Linked DNA regions of Mus musculus: region 2 is linked to region 1. Evidence: chromatin loops called from intact Hi-C (ENCODE). Cell type or tissue: heart. All regions are shown on one strand.

Region 1 (8,000 bases):
TGTGAGCCACCTTGTGAGTGGGTGCTAGGAATCAAACCTGAGTCCTCTGGAAGAGCAGGCAGCTTGTTCTTAGCATCTGAGCCAACTCTACAGCAGTGCCCACCCCCATGTCTTTCTTAATTAAGCCTTTTCAATTGCAAATAAAGTATATATAGAAAAAAATCCAAACCATGTATAGCCATGTATAAAGTATCTGTGAAGATAAATTAGGTTTTCAAACAAGAATAGCCTAGTAGTTCTCCACCTTGACCTGGAAGACCCCCTTTTCATCCCAGCCTTCCCTACCAACCAAAGGTAGTTGCAGACACATAGGCACATATGCACTATTTCATAACCTTGTGCAGTCACAGTCACCATAGTTTTGCTTTATTGTACTGTTTTGAACTTTATAGATGATATCATATACATGTTTGCATGTGGCATCCCTCAACTCTTAAAGAGATTTAAGGTGTGTGATGCCTCTGTAGCTCACTGCTCTCATGGTGCAATATTTTATCCCATGACTACACAAAAATGTATATATTCTAAAGTTAACCAATATTTAGGCTCTTTCCTGTTAGGTTATTACAAATGATACTGCTCTATTTAACCCTACTTGGATCCCCTGCTGCACAATTGTAGACATAACAGGTATATTTCTAAAAGCTTCAAACTCCAAGTAAGTTCTTGACATCTACAGCAGAGAGTGTTGAATGCTGGCTTTGAAGACTCAGGGTTGGGTTTGCCTCCTGAACTCCCAGCACAGCTGGAAGACACCCCTTGTCTATATTATTAGCCATCCAGAGTGCATGAACTCAGGAGTGTGAGAGACCTGCTTAGCTCACAGGCTACAAAGCTAAGTGTGCCCAGCAGAGGCTAATGGTGTGCAAGGAAGAGAGTCTCCTAAAGGGAAGACAGAACTAGGGGAGAGCTGCCATTTGACTGGCCTAAAATCTTCCAGTTTTACCTCACACAATCCATACTCCCTCTCTCAGACTCTCCCTACTCGGAGGTTATTTTGTATCTCTTATCATTTCTAACAGCATCATGGTTTGGTTTACATAGTTAGATCTTTAACACGGAAATTAATCTTGCTCATGATCTATGATGTGGCCAGCTTTACTTTTCCCATGCATATACACAGTTCCCAGAACATTTATTCATTTTTCACTGTGAAACATGTCCATATGTATCTTAGTCAATTTCTGGAATATCTAGTTTGTCATTGATCTATATGTGTACCTTGTCTTAAGTGTAGCTCTTAAATCTTCATATTACATCAAACAGGACTTCCTATTTTTCTTCTTCAGGGTGATAGATTCTTCTAGGTTTGCCATATATGCTCATCGTTTTATAATTAGCTTCTCAGACTGTTAGACGATCCTGTCGGGATTTTGTGATTACATTTATCCTAACAATAGTTTGATGACATTGTGACAGGATTGATTCTTCCACTCACTGAGAATGTTGGCCCTGAAGATAGCTTTGATTTTCACCACTATTTTTTGTCAACTTCTGTGTGGAATCTCTGAATCTTATCTTTTGTGGCATAACTGGGTTAGACCTTACTTAGCCCAGTGGTAAAAGAAGTGGTGGAGACAGGCCTGGCTCAGCTGTGTGAAAGAACCCATCTGGTTCCCAGCTTCCCAGGAGTTTGAGTTCAGCAATTTTTCTCCTGGCTTTTTTTCTCCTAGGATCTGTTGGTATAGCCAAAATACTGCTACTATTTTTCTAATTAAATTTTTAAATTTTTATTATTACATTTTATTTTTTCTCACTCCTCTGTCTATCTCTGTCTCTGTCTCTCTGTCACTGTCTCTCTGTCTCTCTGTGTGTGTGTGTGTGTGTACCTGCTAAGCCCTCTTGCCAACCTCCACTTTTCTAATTGTAAACCAGTAGTATATGGGAATACAATGTATGTGTGAAATATGATTATACACACATGCTCTGATGGCTAGTCTTGGAGGTCAACTTGACACACTCAGGAAGAAGGAGCCTTGGTTGAACAATTGCCTCTGTCAGATTGGCCTGTGGGCAAGCCTGTGCAGTTTTCTTGGTTGCTAACTGATGTAGCAGAGCCTAACCCACTGGGGACAGTGCCACCTCTGGGCATATGGGCCTGGGCTGTGTAAGAAAGAGCTGAATGGAATATTGTATTCTATGGTAGCACATGATAATCTCAGTGGTAGAAGATGAATGAAGTTGAAGCATCTCTACATCATACTGATGATTAATCTTAGCTATGGAGCAGTTAAAAATACATGTTCTAAGTTCTAGGGTAAATAGGTAAAATATAAATGAATGCAGACAGGGTACCTAATTTCCAAGTAATGGGGATATAAAATGATAAAATGTAACTATGAAGTCCAAAATAAGGAAACATGAGAGACCAAGCCAAGTAGTTGAAAATTCATAATAAGCATAGGTGTAAATACACCAATAATTAATTTATTTGTAAATGGACTAGAACTTCCGTTGAAAAGCTACAGGTAACTAGGGAAAGAAACCCTAAAAGAATACTAGATGCTGTTTGAAAACAAGGCAATAAAATCTTTTAAAAACTCCAAAATGTTGAGGAACAAAACTATATTGGAAGATTACTAATGAAGGGAATTTGACACAGCTACGTCAATCTGAGACAAGACAGTTTATGGCAAAGAAGCACTATTAAGATAAAGATACTACTTAATAATGGTAAAAGTTTTACTTTGTGAAGAAGATATGGAAATCTAAACTCATATAATTCTATTAACATAAGTCCAAAATATACTACACAAAATTACAAAGAAGTGTAGTGAAAGAAAAAAAATACCCATAGTCACAGTGATAGGTCGGTTTGTCTGTTTAGTGATTTTTAGTGGTTGCAGTTTAAGGTTCCTAGAATTCAAACCTAAGTTCAAAGCCCCGCCCCCACACATGTGCAACCTCTCTTCCTTGACACCTCCCACCATAACTGATGGATCTACAGCCAGCACAGACCATCACACTGAGTCTATGCCCTGTGCGGTTCACAGTTCATAACTGCGTGTATCCAGCGTTCTATCATACACACCAGTCTCAGCACCTCCCAGTGTCTTCTCCGCGCTAATTCCTAGTAGTCGCTCTTTTCTTCAGTAACCCCACAGTTGGTTTGTTTTTCTAGAAAGTCATCTACTTGGAATCTCATGTGGTCCTTTCAGGAGGATTTCTTTCAGGTACTATGTTCCTAACTCCTGTCATGACTTTTCATGGTTAGAGAGCCTTATTCTTTTAGGGAAAATGACCTTCCGCAGTCTGGATGCTCACAGTTTACCTGTCACACCTGGAGGAGGTAGGTGGCCCCTTGTTCCTCCCAGTGTTTACAGCTGACAGTAGTCTGGATGCTCACAGTTTACCTGTCACACCTGGAGGAGGTAGGTGGCCCTTGTTCCTCCCAGTGTTTACAGCTGCTCTAAAGATCCCTTTGCATGCTTTCATGGACATGCATTTTTAATCTTTGAGTCCATATCGAGGGGAGAAGCTGATGGTGTTTTATAGTAAGAGAACATATGAGCTTGATGTATTTCTGGGTCCTTACATCATATTGACTGCTTTTGTGGAAGATAAACTTGTAAGGAATTTGGAGGAGGCTGCCAAGCTGTTTTCTAAGCTGGCTGTGCTCCTGTGGTCCACATCCCCAGCAACACTTGTGTTGCCCAGACATAGTGAGTGTGCAGTGGTGCCTTGCTGTCCTAACTGGAGTCTCCAATGGCGGAGGCTATCTATGGTGTGCTCTTCCGTAGGATTATTGTATCTTCTGTGCCTTGCTGTCCTAACTGGAGTCTCCAATGGCAGAGGCTGTGATGCCCTCTTCCATAGGATTATTGCATCTTCTGTGATGCCTGTCTATGTCTCTTGCTCATATTAAAATTTGCTTTGTTGTTTGTATTTTGTTTGTTTTTTAATCAAGTTTTAAGCACCTTTTGCATACTTGATGCTCATAGATTACTTAAGGGTGACCGGCCCTTACCAGATATGTTTTGGTTGTTTGACTTCCTAAGACAAAGTCTGAAGTAGCACAGACATGCTGCATACTGGAGGCTACCCTGGGGTTCTTGGTCCTGATGTGCAGTAGGCACAGGCATGGTAAGTCTGTGTTGTTGTTGTTGTTGCTGCTGCTGACATCTTATTTACTGTTATGGGTGTTTTTGCCTGCATGTGCCTGTGTGTGCAGGGCCAGTGGAGACCAGATGAGGGCATCAGATCCTCTGAAACTAGAATTCCAAATGGTTGGTGCTGGGGAGAGAACGCGGGTGACTTCTGAGCCATGTCTCCTGCCCCTCCCATGCTCTCCTCGGATGTTGTCTCTAAGTCTGTGGCTTGTCCTCTTAGTCTCTCAATGCTGACTTGCAAAGGAAACACGTTTATTTTAATCAGGTCCATGATTATAAAAATATTTGTTATAAATAAAGTTATAAGGATAAAGGGCTTATGATTTCATGATTTCAGAGACTCCCACCATGATCATCTGGCCCTGTTTTGTTTTGTGTTTGTGGCAAGGTAGCAACTCACATCATTATGACAATTGTATGACGGGCTAAGGTTGCTCGCCTCATGGCAACTGGAAGCAAAGAAGGAAAGGAAGTGTCTGGGGCACCAACATTATCTTCAAAAGCCCCCACAGTGACCCAACTTCCTGGAAGTAGGCCCACCCTTTGAAGGTTTTGTTACCTCTCAGGATCACCTCAGGTTGACAGCTAAGACTTTAGCACATAGTCCTTCTGGAGGGAGGGCTCATATTACTTACTGCACTCTGCTGTGTCAAAATACTTGATGAAAGGGGAGCAAGGAAGGAACAGGTTCTGTCCGCTCAGTTGGGAGGCAGGGAACACATGATAATGAGCACCCCTAGCTGTGGCAGCTGTAAACAGCTGGTCACTGTGTCTGCAGCCAGGGAAGGACACTATACACAGTTCATTTCTCTCCCTTTTTAAGAAAAGTAATTGTTTTTATATAATATATTTTGATTATGAATTCCTTCCCTCATTTCCTCCCAGGTCCCTACCTACCTAACTTAATGCTCACATTCTCTCTCTCTCTCTCTCTCTCTCTCTCTCTCTCTCTCTCTCTCTCTCTTTCTTCTTCTTCTTCTTCTTCTTCTTCTTCTTCTTCTTCTTCTTCTTCTTCTTCTCCTCCTCCTCCTCCTCCTCCTCCTCCTCCTCTTCCTTCTCCTCCTCCTCCTCTCTCTCTCTCTTCTTCTTCTTCTTTTTCTTTCTTTCTCTCCCCCAACAAACAAACAAACAAACAAACTCACAGAAACAAATCTCAACATAAAAAGTCAAAACAAATAAGCAAAGGACTAATAGACAATGGCAAAACTAAATGAAATGAAACATGCAGCCTAGAAAAAAACCAAACCAAACCAAAACATGCCAACACAAAATGAATTCCTGAGCGTAGGGCCTGCCCCGGAGTGTGGATGATACACCCAGTTGAGACTCCATTGAACGAAGCTGGTTTTTCCGTTGCCAGCTGGTATCAGTATCAGATGGCTTCTTGGTTAGATGTAGGGTCCTGTACCCATTCCTCCTCTCAGTGCCGGAACCTCATCTAGCTTGAACCTCTCCAGGCCTTGTGCACGGTACCACGGTCTCTGTAAGTTCATGTGTGCACCAGTCCTGCTGTGTCTGGAAGACACTGTTTCCTTGGACTCCCCATCACCTCTGGCTCTTACAGTTTTTCTGCCTCCTCTTTCCCATAGATCCTGAGTCTACGGAGGAGTTTGATAGACATCCCACTTGGGACTGAGTGCTCCAAAGTGTCAGCTTCTTTGTGCACTGTTCAGTTACAGGTCTCTGCATGAAATTCCATCTATTGCAGAAGAAGCCCCTCTGAGGAGAGCCGAGTGAGGCATAGCCCCCCTTTTCCATCTTATGGATCAGATCACTTGTACCACGCCCGCCACTCCCCTCCAGATGACCCCCATCCACTATCCCAGCAGTGGTCCAGTGTAGTTTCCTGTTTCTGTCACTCCAGGCCAAGTACTCACGTCTGAAGATCTGGAGCGAGGTACTTCCAACAAGAGAAAACACGCAGCGTTTGTCTCTCTGGGTTTGGGTTGCCTCGCTCAATATGTTTTCCAGTTCCATTCATTTACCTGCAAAAGTCATGGTTTCATTTCTTAACACGGGAGTAGCATGGGCCACGTTTTCATTGTGTCCTCATCCGTTGAAGGACACTAGGTCGCTTCAATTTCCTAGCTACTGTGACTAGAGCAACAGTGAACATGGCTGATCTGTTGGAGTATGATGCAGGACACTTGGCATATGCCAAGGAGGGCTTGATCTGGGCAAATGGTAGATTTAGTATAGCTTTTTTGAGAATTCTCCACAGTGACTGTTGTAATGTTTCCCTGTTTATTTCTAGTTCGTTTAACTTGGGGTATTTCTGTCTTTTGGTTAGTTGGGCCAAGAGTCTGTCAATTTTGTTTGACTTCTCAAAAACAAACAAACAAACAAACAAACAAACAAACAAACAAACACAGCTCGTAGATCTGTTAATTCTTTGTACTGTTTTCTTTGTTTCTGCTTCATTGATTGAAGCTCTGGTTTTTCTTACTTCTTGCTGTTGGATGGATTTGGGTTTGGTTTGTTCCTGGTTTTCCAGTTTATCAGTTGCATTCCTAACCCTCTTGTCTGTGCTTTTTCTTAAGTTCTACTGTAGGAGCTTCAAGCTATTAGTTCTCCTCACAGGACTGCTTCCCACATGTCTCAGACATTTTTGCGGTAATGTGTTCTCATTTTCATTTAGTTCCAGGAAGTTTTAGAAAATGCTGTCTTGATTTCTCCTTTGACCCATTCAGTGTTTCGTAATGAGTTGTCTAATCTCCATGATCTTGCGTATTTACCAGAGGTGGTCAATTTTAAGGTTAGTGCATTGTGATCTGATGGGATACAAGGAGTGATTTCAGCCTTTTTGAATTTATAAATATTTATTTTGTGTCCCAGGATGTGATCTGTTTTAGAAAAGCTTCCATATGCTGCTGAGTAGAATGTATATGGTCTGGTGTTTGGATATAATAATATGTAGATATCTGCTAAGTCCATTTGATGTATGATGTCAGTTAATTCTGATAGCCCTCTGCTTATTTATTTATTTATTTTGATAACCTGTCTATTGGGATGAACCACCTACTATTAGTGGATTGGTGATAGTTGGGGTCTTTGATTCTAGTAGTAGACTTTTCATGAAGCTAGGTGTCCCTGAGTTTGGGGAATCTATGTTTAGGATAGTAACATCTTCTTGGGTAACTGTCCCCGTGATTAGAATGAAGTCCCCTTCTTTACCTCTTCTGATTATATTTAGTTTGAAATCTATTTTGTCAGATCTTAGGATCTTAACCTGCCTGGTTCCTGGTCCCATTTGACTGAGGCACTTTTGCCCATTCTTTTACTCTAAGATGTTGTCTATCTTTAAAAAACTAAGCTGTGTTTCTTGTAGGCAGAAGATCGATCCATTCAGTCAGACTGTGTCTTGTAGACAGAACGTGGATCCATTCAGCCAATCTGTGTCTTTTGATTGGAGAACAGAAGTCAGTAATATTTACGGTTATTATTTAAATGTGTGTGTTAGTTGTGAACACTGTTATTGATTTTGGGTGTTGTGATTTGTGTTCTCAGTGATATTTTGTGATTTAGTACCACAATCGCTCTGCTATGCTCACCCCTCTTTAGCCCAAAATAATGCTTCCTGTATTTTTCTTAGGTTGGGTTTGTTTACTGGGTATAATTATTTTAGGCTGTTTATGTCATTATACATTTTTCTTTTCCTTTCAATCATGGCAGATGGTTTTGCGGAATATATTAAGTTGACTGTCATAGTCTTTGAGGACTTGGAATGCTTTTCTCTAGGCTCTTCTGGCTTTCAAAGTTTCCATTGAGAAGTCAGCTGTTATTCTGATGGCTTTTCCTGTGTATGTGACTTGCACATTTTTTCCTCTTGCTGCTTTCAATACTTTTGTTGTTGTTGTTATATATACTTCATGTTTTAAGTATAATATGCTA
Region 2 (8,000 bases), 160 kb after region 1:
CCATGAACAGAAAAATAGCTGCCTGAACTTTCCCTTAAATTAGCCACCTGGCTCTTTTAAGCCCTCACCTTTCTTACTCTCTAGCCCTCCTTCTCTCTCTCCCTCCACCCTCTCTCCACATGGCCATGGCCGGCCTCTCTCTTTCTATCTTCTCTCCTTTCTCCTTGCCTTTCTACAACAAAGCTCTAAAACCATTTAAAAAAAAAATAGCCATCTGACACTCAGGAGGCCCAGGATAGGAAATTTTTTTGCTAAATAACCAGCCAGATAGCTAGATGGAGCTGCGTAGACTTGAGGAATTCAAGCCTCACTGCTCTGTTTCTGCAGACAGAAATTCTTCCCTGGCTTAAAGTTGGTGCACATCTGTTTCTTTTTAGAGTGGACTCACTCCCCTCCACCTGGTGTCACAAGAAGGCCATGTTCCAGTGGCAGACGTGCTGATCAAACATGGCGTCACCGTGGATGCTACCACCCGGGTAAGGCATGAAACCCGTGCCTGTGTCTGTAATGGATGTCTCTCTCCCTTAGCTGCATTCCCCAACACGATCCACCCAGGCATACCACCCCCCACCCCAAACCTTAGAACATCACAGAGGCATACCCTCACACCTTGAAATTGTCTCCTTCATGGAGACAAACCCTTGAGGATCAACACTGATCTGCTTCCTCCTGAGTCTGGAGACACCAGCGTTCATGATCACTATACCTGGGAGTTTTTTTAGTCTGCTAGATCTTTGAGTCTGTCATAGGAACTTGGATATTAAGTCTGGTCTCACACATGTAGAACGCATGCGAGGGAAAACACCAGGATTTCTCTGGGTTGCTTGGAAGTGCAACCCCTTTTATGCCAAGACTGTGTTGGGTGGAGTTTGACTTTCTCTCAAACGTGCCGTGGCAAAGAGCCCTGTGTCGTGGCTTAAGGGTGAGTGTATGGCAAGCACATCTGTCCCCAGTGACAGGAAGGAGTCACAAAATGAGACATCCAGAATAAGAAGGTGGCAGTCCAGAGGGAGAACAGAGCACCTCCAGCTGGTGGGATAAGGAACTGCATGGAAAAGAAGTACTGGTTCCTTTTGTTTCGGGATACAGGGCTGAGGATGTAACTCATGTAGAGTTTGCCTAGCTGTGTACAAGGCCCTCAGTTCCGTCCCCAGTGCTGAAAAAGAAAAACAACCCCCAAGAAAGGAACAGAGTAACGCCAGCAGCACCATGCACACATGCACCCCAGTTCCAGAGATGCACTACTACGATGTTGTACTGAAGACACCCCAAGAACTGCCTACAGCTTCAGCCAAGATCTCTTTAAAGCCCAAGGGCGTCCTGGACCTAGTTCAGAATTTGGGGGGTTCTTCCTGAAAGGATCCCGTTCTAGAGGTTAGAGCTGCCTCATAGATTACGAAGCCATCCCAGGACACAAAGGTCTGACCCATAGGGTCTGTGTTAAGAAGGTCTCTGGAATCTTCAGCTGGCTCCCTAGGGTCATACATGACCAAAGAGGGCCTGGCTTATCAGCCATTTGGGCAGGACACCAAGTAATCCAAGGGAGCAGAGCAGAGTCTGAACACGGAGGACGTGGAGCTGGCATGTGAGAGACCTGGGTTCATCCCTACCAAAGATAAACAAACGAAAATCAATAGGAAATTAGCACTGAGCCCATAGTCACACAGACAACCATGACCCATCACTTTAGATCACGGTCAGTCCCTACAAACTCTAGTAACTCAGCCATCACTTGTATGCTTACAGTGAGGCTCCGCCCCTCTTGTAGATGAGACAAGTCTGCTGCTGTTGAATATTGGCACGGCAGTACATGGCTGTCTGTCCGTCTAGTGCTCCTCTGAGCATAGACCAGTGTGTTACCCTCTCCTTCTAAAAAGAATGCTTCTTAGATCCCAGTACAACTCTCTCCAATCCCAGCCTCTCTAAGAGCTGCGCCGGACGTCGGTCCCCACTCTGTCTTCTCTCTGCTTCACATCAACTGCCCTTGCTCATCTCCCAGGCTATCAACTTTCCACCCAGCCCCTTCTTCCAGGTTCACGTCAGCCTCCACTTGTCTGCCGCCAAATCCTGCCCCTTCTCTAAGCAGCATCGGTGACATGTCTCATGGTAGCCCTCGCCCTTCCCCGACGGCTTCCTCCCCTCCCTTAGATGGTTGCTTCTGTAAGGATTCCATTTAAGAATGGCTCTGATGGAGCCTTGCCACCTACACCCATTTCTTGCCTTTCAGATGGGTTACACCCCGCTCCATGTGGCCAGTCATTATGGAAACATCAAGCTGGTGAAGTTCTTGCTACAGCACCAGGCAGATGTCAATGCCAAGACCAAGGTACCTTACACCCCTGGGCACTCACTTAGGAATCAGCCAGAGCCACTCAAGACCCCACCTCAGTCCTAAGTTTTGAAAAAAGGAAATGGGGTGGGGGGGGGAGCAGGAGGGATAGTAGATGGACTTTGGAGTTTGCATGCAGTTCTTTCCAGCAACTCTTAACCAACCCTGTCAAATGCCTGCCTCCCTTCGTAGCTAGGATACAGCCCCTTGCACCAGGCAGCTCAACAAGGACACACAGACATTGTGACATTGCTCCTGAAGAATGGTGCTTCTCCAAATGAGGTCAGCTCGGTGAGTACCTACCCGGTCCCGTTTGAGACAGATCAAGGGGCAATGCCAAGACCAAGGTACCTTACACCCAGCTCCCAGGCTAACATCTCCTGGGCGCTCACTTAGGAATCAACCAGAGCAACTCTGAGGCCCTGCCTCAGTCCTGAGCTTTGAAAAAAGGAAACAGGGGGTAGGGACAACCTAACTACATAGGTTGTTGACAGTCTTGGGTCTGCACAGAGCTGTGTGCCTTGCATATTCCAGGCTTAGACACTGGAGTGATCGTAGAATAGTGTTCCCAGCACCATGCCTCCTCTCCTCTGGCTCGTACCTATTTCTGCTGACACACCCTCTGGTGTGTTTGAAGCTGCCTTCACTATGACAGGAGTAGGCAAATTTAAGTGCTTTGGGCCTGCCTCAAAGACACCCCTAGCAGCCTTGGTGATTTCAGGATGCATTTCCTGCTCTCCTTGCGGGGGTGTGTAGGGTTACCTTGCAAGGCTGTTCCCAGCTTGGAAGGCTGTAGAGCCTTGCCTGTAGAAGTGTTTGCTGAGGGTCTGCACAGGGCTGAAGCCACGTGGACTCCAGGTCACATTCTGCAAGCAGAGAAGGATTTCACAGAGAACAAAAGCTTCGGCACTGTGCAATTTTCCCTGAGCTCTTCTGCCAGCTGGATCCTGGGGTTTCCTTACTGGCTCCTCCCCGAAGTGCTTGCCTGCCCTGGGAGCGGGGGCAGGTGGCAGCGGGGAGGGTGCCTTGTTCTCATGCCAAGGCCATATACCCAACACCTAGGGCTTACAGTTTGTCCTATTCTCCTTCCTGCCTTGTCCCATCTCTGTGGCCCCAAGGATCACATACTTATGCATACCTCTTCTTGGCTCCAAGGGCCAGTCTGTCTTTGTGGGCGCTTGTGAAGAATCCAAGGGTACTGGATCTGTGCTCAGGAGACAGACTCTCCTCTCTGACTCTCTCTCTTGTCTCTCCTTTGTCCTAGAACGGAACCACACCTCTGGCAATAGCCAAACGTTTGGGCTACATCTCTGTAACAGACGTGCTCAAGGTGGTCACAGATGAAACCAGTGTGGTGGTAGGTCTCCACCCCCTACCCCAGCTGTGGCCATGGGCCCTGAGGGTTACTGCCCAAAGTCAATGCCTCCCGCCTGGTAGGCACTGTTTAGCTACAGGTGGGGCATACTGCCACCTAGTGACCAAAGAATTGAATGGGCGAGGAAACGGGAAGTCTGGGCATGAGCTTCCAGATCAAATGCCTCCTGGGCCTGGCTTTCTTTGGCAACATATCTTTTCTATCACCTTTCCTGGCTGCTCATTTGGGGCAGTAGCAGGACAGAAACAAGTGTGCCTGGCTCCTTATGGGTCCCAGCCCCCGCCCTTTCTCTTTTCAGTTAGTCAGTGACAAACACCGGATGAGCTACCCTGAGACGGTGGACGAGATCCTGGACGTGTCTGAAGATGAAGGTAAAATCTTTGTGGATGAACTCAGGCTCCATTCTCTCAAGCATCCCTCAGAGCCCCTCAAACCTATCTAGCCTAAACATACAAGTATACAATGTAGCTAGGGAGACCCACTTCTTACAGACATTGCCTATTGACAAAATAACTCCTTTCAGATGATCTCGAGTCTTCATGGGCAAGTTAGTTGGTAGGTTTGATACAATTGCATTTGATCAAGAGCTGGCAACAGCTGCAGCAACATCTGGCTGCTGTTCTCCTTGAGCTTCAGTAACTAATAAGGCAGGTTTTTAAGACTGAGAACGCATACTGGTCAGCTGCCCTTCTGACCTAGTGGGGCAGAAAGTTTGAAGTCTTCTCCATTACCATTGGGTGATGGGTGATTAAGGTTTCAACTTTGTGATCTCCAGAGTATCTTTCACCTCCTTTCTCCCCACTCCCAAGTAAGCCCCAAATCAAGGGAACCCAGGATAGCGAGGATGGGCTTGATCTGTGGCCCCCTCTGTCTAGAATTTGGTGGTGGTATGACGGTCAGCTAGACAGTTCTAATGCCCCCTTCTTAATAACGTGCCTCTCACTATACTGGGTCTGATGCTTCAACTTGGCTCTTCTTTGCCTTCCAGGAACTGCTCACATATCTATAATGGGTATGAAATGCTTTCTGTTCCCTGTGGTCTTTCTCACCAGAGCACATCCCACCATAAGCACACAAGTTCCTCACTAACCCATGCCTGCTTCTCATCCTCCGAGGCCCGGCCCCACGCAGGGCCCAGAGCTGACTAAAACAGGATCGCACACCATGAAACCACCCCTGTATCTGTGTTCATGCCTCTGTGTTTGTGCTCATCCTGCATGAACAGTTCTATGTCCATCTTGTTGGCTCCCGGTCACAGGGACAGGGCTGCAGATCACCAGGGCCAGGGCTCCGGATGCAGTGGGAGAGCCAGGACGGGGCCCAGGGCCCAAACCACTGCTCTTAGTCAGGCCAAGAAGGGAAGGAAGGGGTGTGCAGGTTGCCAATTTAGGTGCGACTACAAACAATAAATCCAGAAGGAGGAATTTACAAGGTATAGAAGTAGGAATGGAAATAAAGGGAGGAACAGATCTGAGTCCTGTGCTGTTTGCCTCTCTGTAATTGCAGATTGGAATGATCTATAACCTAGGCAGGGTGTGTAGTTCATGCTTCTGATCCCAGCATTCAGGAAGTAGAAACAGGAGATCTTTGAGTTCAAAGCTAGCCTGGTCTATAAAGAAGTGCCAGAAGGGGGCTAGGAGGGGGAGAAAATAATTATCTGTAGCTGTGACTCTTTTTGTGGCAACGCTTTACACTCTGAAAGAGCTATTGTGTAAGGGTGAACTCAGCCAACAACAACAACAACAACAAAAAAAACCTTTCTGGCTTTGTTGTTTTTCTTTCCTGCAAAACAGAGGAACTAGGAACTGGCCACCCTGGGTTTTAGGGTTGGAAGAACAGGACTGGGGATAGCCATGTCTAACAGGCCCTTGGGGCACCAAAACCAAAAGTGCCCTCCACTTTTGAGGAGATATTGAGAGGTGGATTGGGAGAGGTGCTTTTCGAGAGCAAGAGAGATTTCCTGTCTCCAGCCTGCCCCTCACTCAAGCTCCTGGGTTTCAGGTGACGAACTTGTCGGCTCGAAGGCTGAAAGGCGGGACTCCCGGGATGTGGGTGAGGAGAAAGAGCTGTTGGATTTTGTGCCGAAGCTAGACCAAGTGTAAGATGGGCTCAGTCGGGGTGGGAGGATCAGGCTGTGGATGGCCAGGTGCAGCTCTGGGACTCGGAGTAGAAATGTAGGTGAAAGTCAGGCCCCCTGGGGGTCATTGGGATGGAGGGGTTTAGGCAAAAGCCAGTCCTGGGTGTGACTAGGGAGGGAGAGACAGATGTGCAGGGGGACATGGGTCAGCTTGTAGATCAGGGAGTCGTTTTGTCACCTGAGATGATGTAAGGGGTGAGTGAGTCAGGTCATTACAAGTGTGCTGAAGCCTGTCACTCAGGTGTCTTAGGAATGACGTCAGGGTCCGCTTCAAATGTTCTGCTCTTTGACTGTCTCATTTTCCTGCTTCATAGGGTGGAGTCTCCAGCCATCCCAAGGATCCCTTGTGTCACACCTGAGACCGTTGTGATCCGATCTGAAGATCAGGAACAAGTAAGGAGAGCCTTGGCTCCTCCCGCCGCAGGGGGAACGAGGACATTCCATGATTGCGTTTGTATGACCCAGGGACAGTAGGAGCTAAAGTATAAAAGATCATGACATGTACAGAACAGGTTCAGACCCATGATTCTGTGCGTCCCGTAGAACTCAATGCAGTTGATGTACCCATTGTTTCTACTGTGAGTTCTGGGAGCAAGGGGACTCAGGGTGAGGGAAACACTATCATAGCATGCAGTGATGCAGGGAGATGCTCAGGCCATGCAGTTGCAGGACCAGGAAGGAAGCCTTCCCTGTGTGGTGCAGCCTGGGCAATGAGGCTGACATGTCAGCTTCCTCTCTCTCTCTTTCTCGATGGGATGGCTGTGCCTTCCTTTCCTCATCACCCCCCAGAGACCCCAACACTGACAGAGGGGTACCAGAGCACTGCTCTCGGTAGAACTTGTGTTCATGACAGAACCCTGGTCAGTGCCTTCATAGCATTCCACCTGAATTCGTCCAGAAGGTTAGAGATAGTGGGTGAGAATATGTTCTTACAGTCCAATCTCCTCCGACAAAGATTAGACCATTGGCACTTTCTCCAGAGCAGGAACATTTCTCGGGAGAGGAGAGGGTTGATGTGATGGTGGTGTTGAAGGTTGGCCATGTCTGCCCTGAGGTCTGACAAGGTGGGCTGAATCCCCTCCCTGAGCACACGAAGGAATATGAGTCCCAAGACAGTACCGAGATCTGAGTCTGAAACTATGCTAGGGAATCACTACAATACAGCACTGGTGTTGCTGCACGTTGGAGAGATAATCAGATGGGGTCCTGGCCCTACTGTGACATTACCCCTGGATGTTGTCAAAGCCTCATGAACAAGCCCAGGGCACTAGCAGTGAGTCTTGCTCTGTAGCCATCCCACTCCTCAGTCTCCCCTGCTCCCCACCACTGGAGAGAACACAGGGGTTGGTACATGCTAAGCAGAGCCCCCACATCTCTTCCCAACTATTTGCTTAAGTCATAAACCTACTCAGAGGTGTACAGTGCATTTGTACTGAGTGCCTACCCTGGGCTCCAGATAAGGGCTGGGTTCAGTTGTCCCCTGTGAGCTGCTATCCGCTCTGCGTGTGGACTGAGACACACGGGGTCTTGTGAGGCAATGAATAAGCTCCTTATGTCGATGAGGAATGGGAAACTCCACAGAGCCTGACGGGTCAGTTCACCTCACAGACCCCTCACACATACAGACCATAGGGCAAGTAGCCATAAGGTGATGATGCAGGAGGGGAAAGGGCAGGGAATGCAGGAGGGGAGGGTGGGCAGGTGAGTGGGATGTCTGTCAGGCAGAGGATGGTAGAGCAGGGAGAGACCCTGATGGTGAGCAGAGGCCGTGCTGCTTTAGGGGTCAGAGTTCATTTCATGGAAGCAGTTCCTTCCACTGAGCTCCAGGACCCAGGCGTGTTTGGATGTCCTGGGGATGTAAGATAAGAGACAGGAGACTTCACAGTCATCTATAGGATGGAACATAGGGACGCCGCCAATGGAGGAGCTAGAGAAAGTACCCAAGGAGCTGAAGGGGTCTGCAACCCTATAGGTGGAACAACAATATGAACTAACCAGTACCCCCAGAGCTCGTGTCTCTAGCTGCATATGTAGCAGAAGATGGCCTAGTCGGCCATCATTGGGAAAAGAGGCCCCTTGGTCTTGCAAACTTTACAGGGGAACTCCAGGGCCAAGAAGTGGGAGTGGGTAGGTAGGAAAGCAGGGCGGGGGGAGGGTAT

The links. A loop is a pair of places that touch in the nucleus more often than their neighbours do. Peaks named below come from ENCODE experiments on the same cell type or tissue, not always from the same donor. Only the 100,000 strongest peaks of a DNase experiment are listed, where the experiment ranks them.
Region 2: a loop joins it to region 1, with 8 times the contacts of the local background. A loop is called at or near these places in 8 of 42 quality-filtered maps.

Annotation. Positions count from the first base shown.
Region 1 is chr8:22,946,762-22,954,761 of GRCm38, forward strand. No RefSeq gene overlaps it. Among named protein-coding and RNA genes, the nearest start is that of Ank1, 24 kb to the right of the region's middle. In heart, a CTCF peak has its summit at 4,182 (motif pointing right); no DNase peak of the experiment used is centred here.
Region 2 is chr8:23,105,655-23,113,654 of GRCm38, forward strand. It overlaps Ank1 (ankyrin 1, erythroid), which reads left to right. Exons shown (of 44, transcript NM_001110783.3): 18 at 378-476; 19 at 2,228-2,326; 20 at 2,522-2,620; 21 at 3,594-3,686; 22 at 4,003-4,075; 23 at 4,693-4,716; 24 at 5,706-5,802; 25 at 6,156-6,234. Among named protein-coding and RNA genes, the nearest start is that of Mir486, 33 kb to the right of the region's middle. In heart, CTCF peaks have their summits at 1,039 and 3,803 (motif pointing left); a DNase peak (open chromatin) is centred at 3,807; H3K27ac peaks cover 200 bases; H3K27me3 peaks cover 1,976 bases.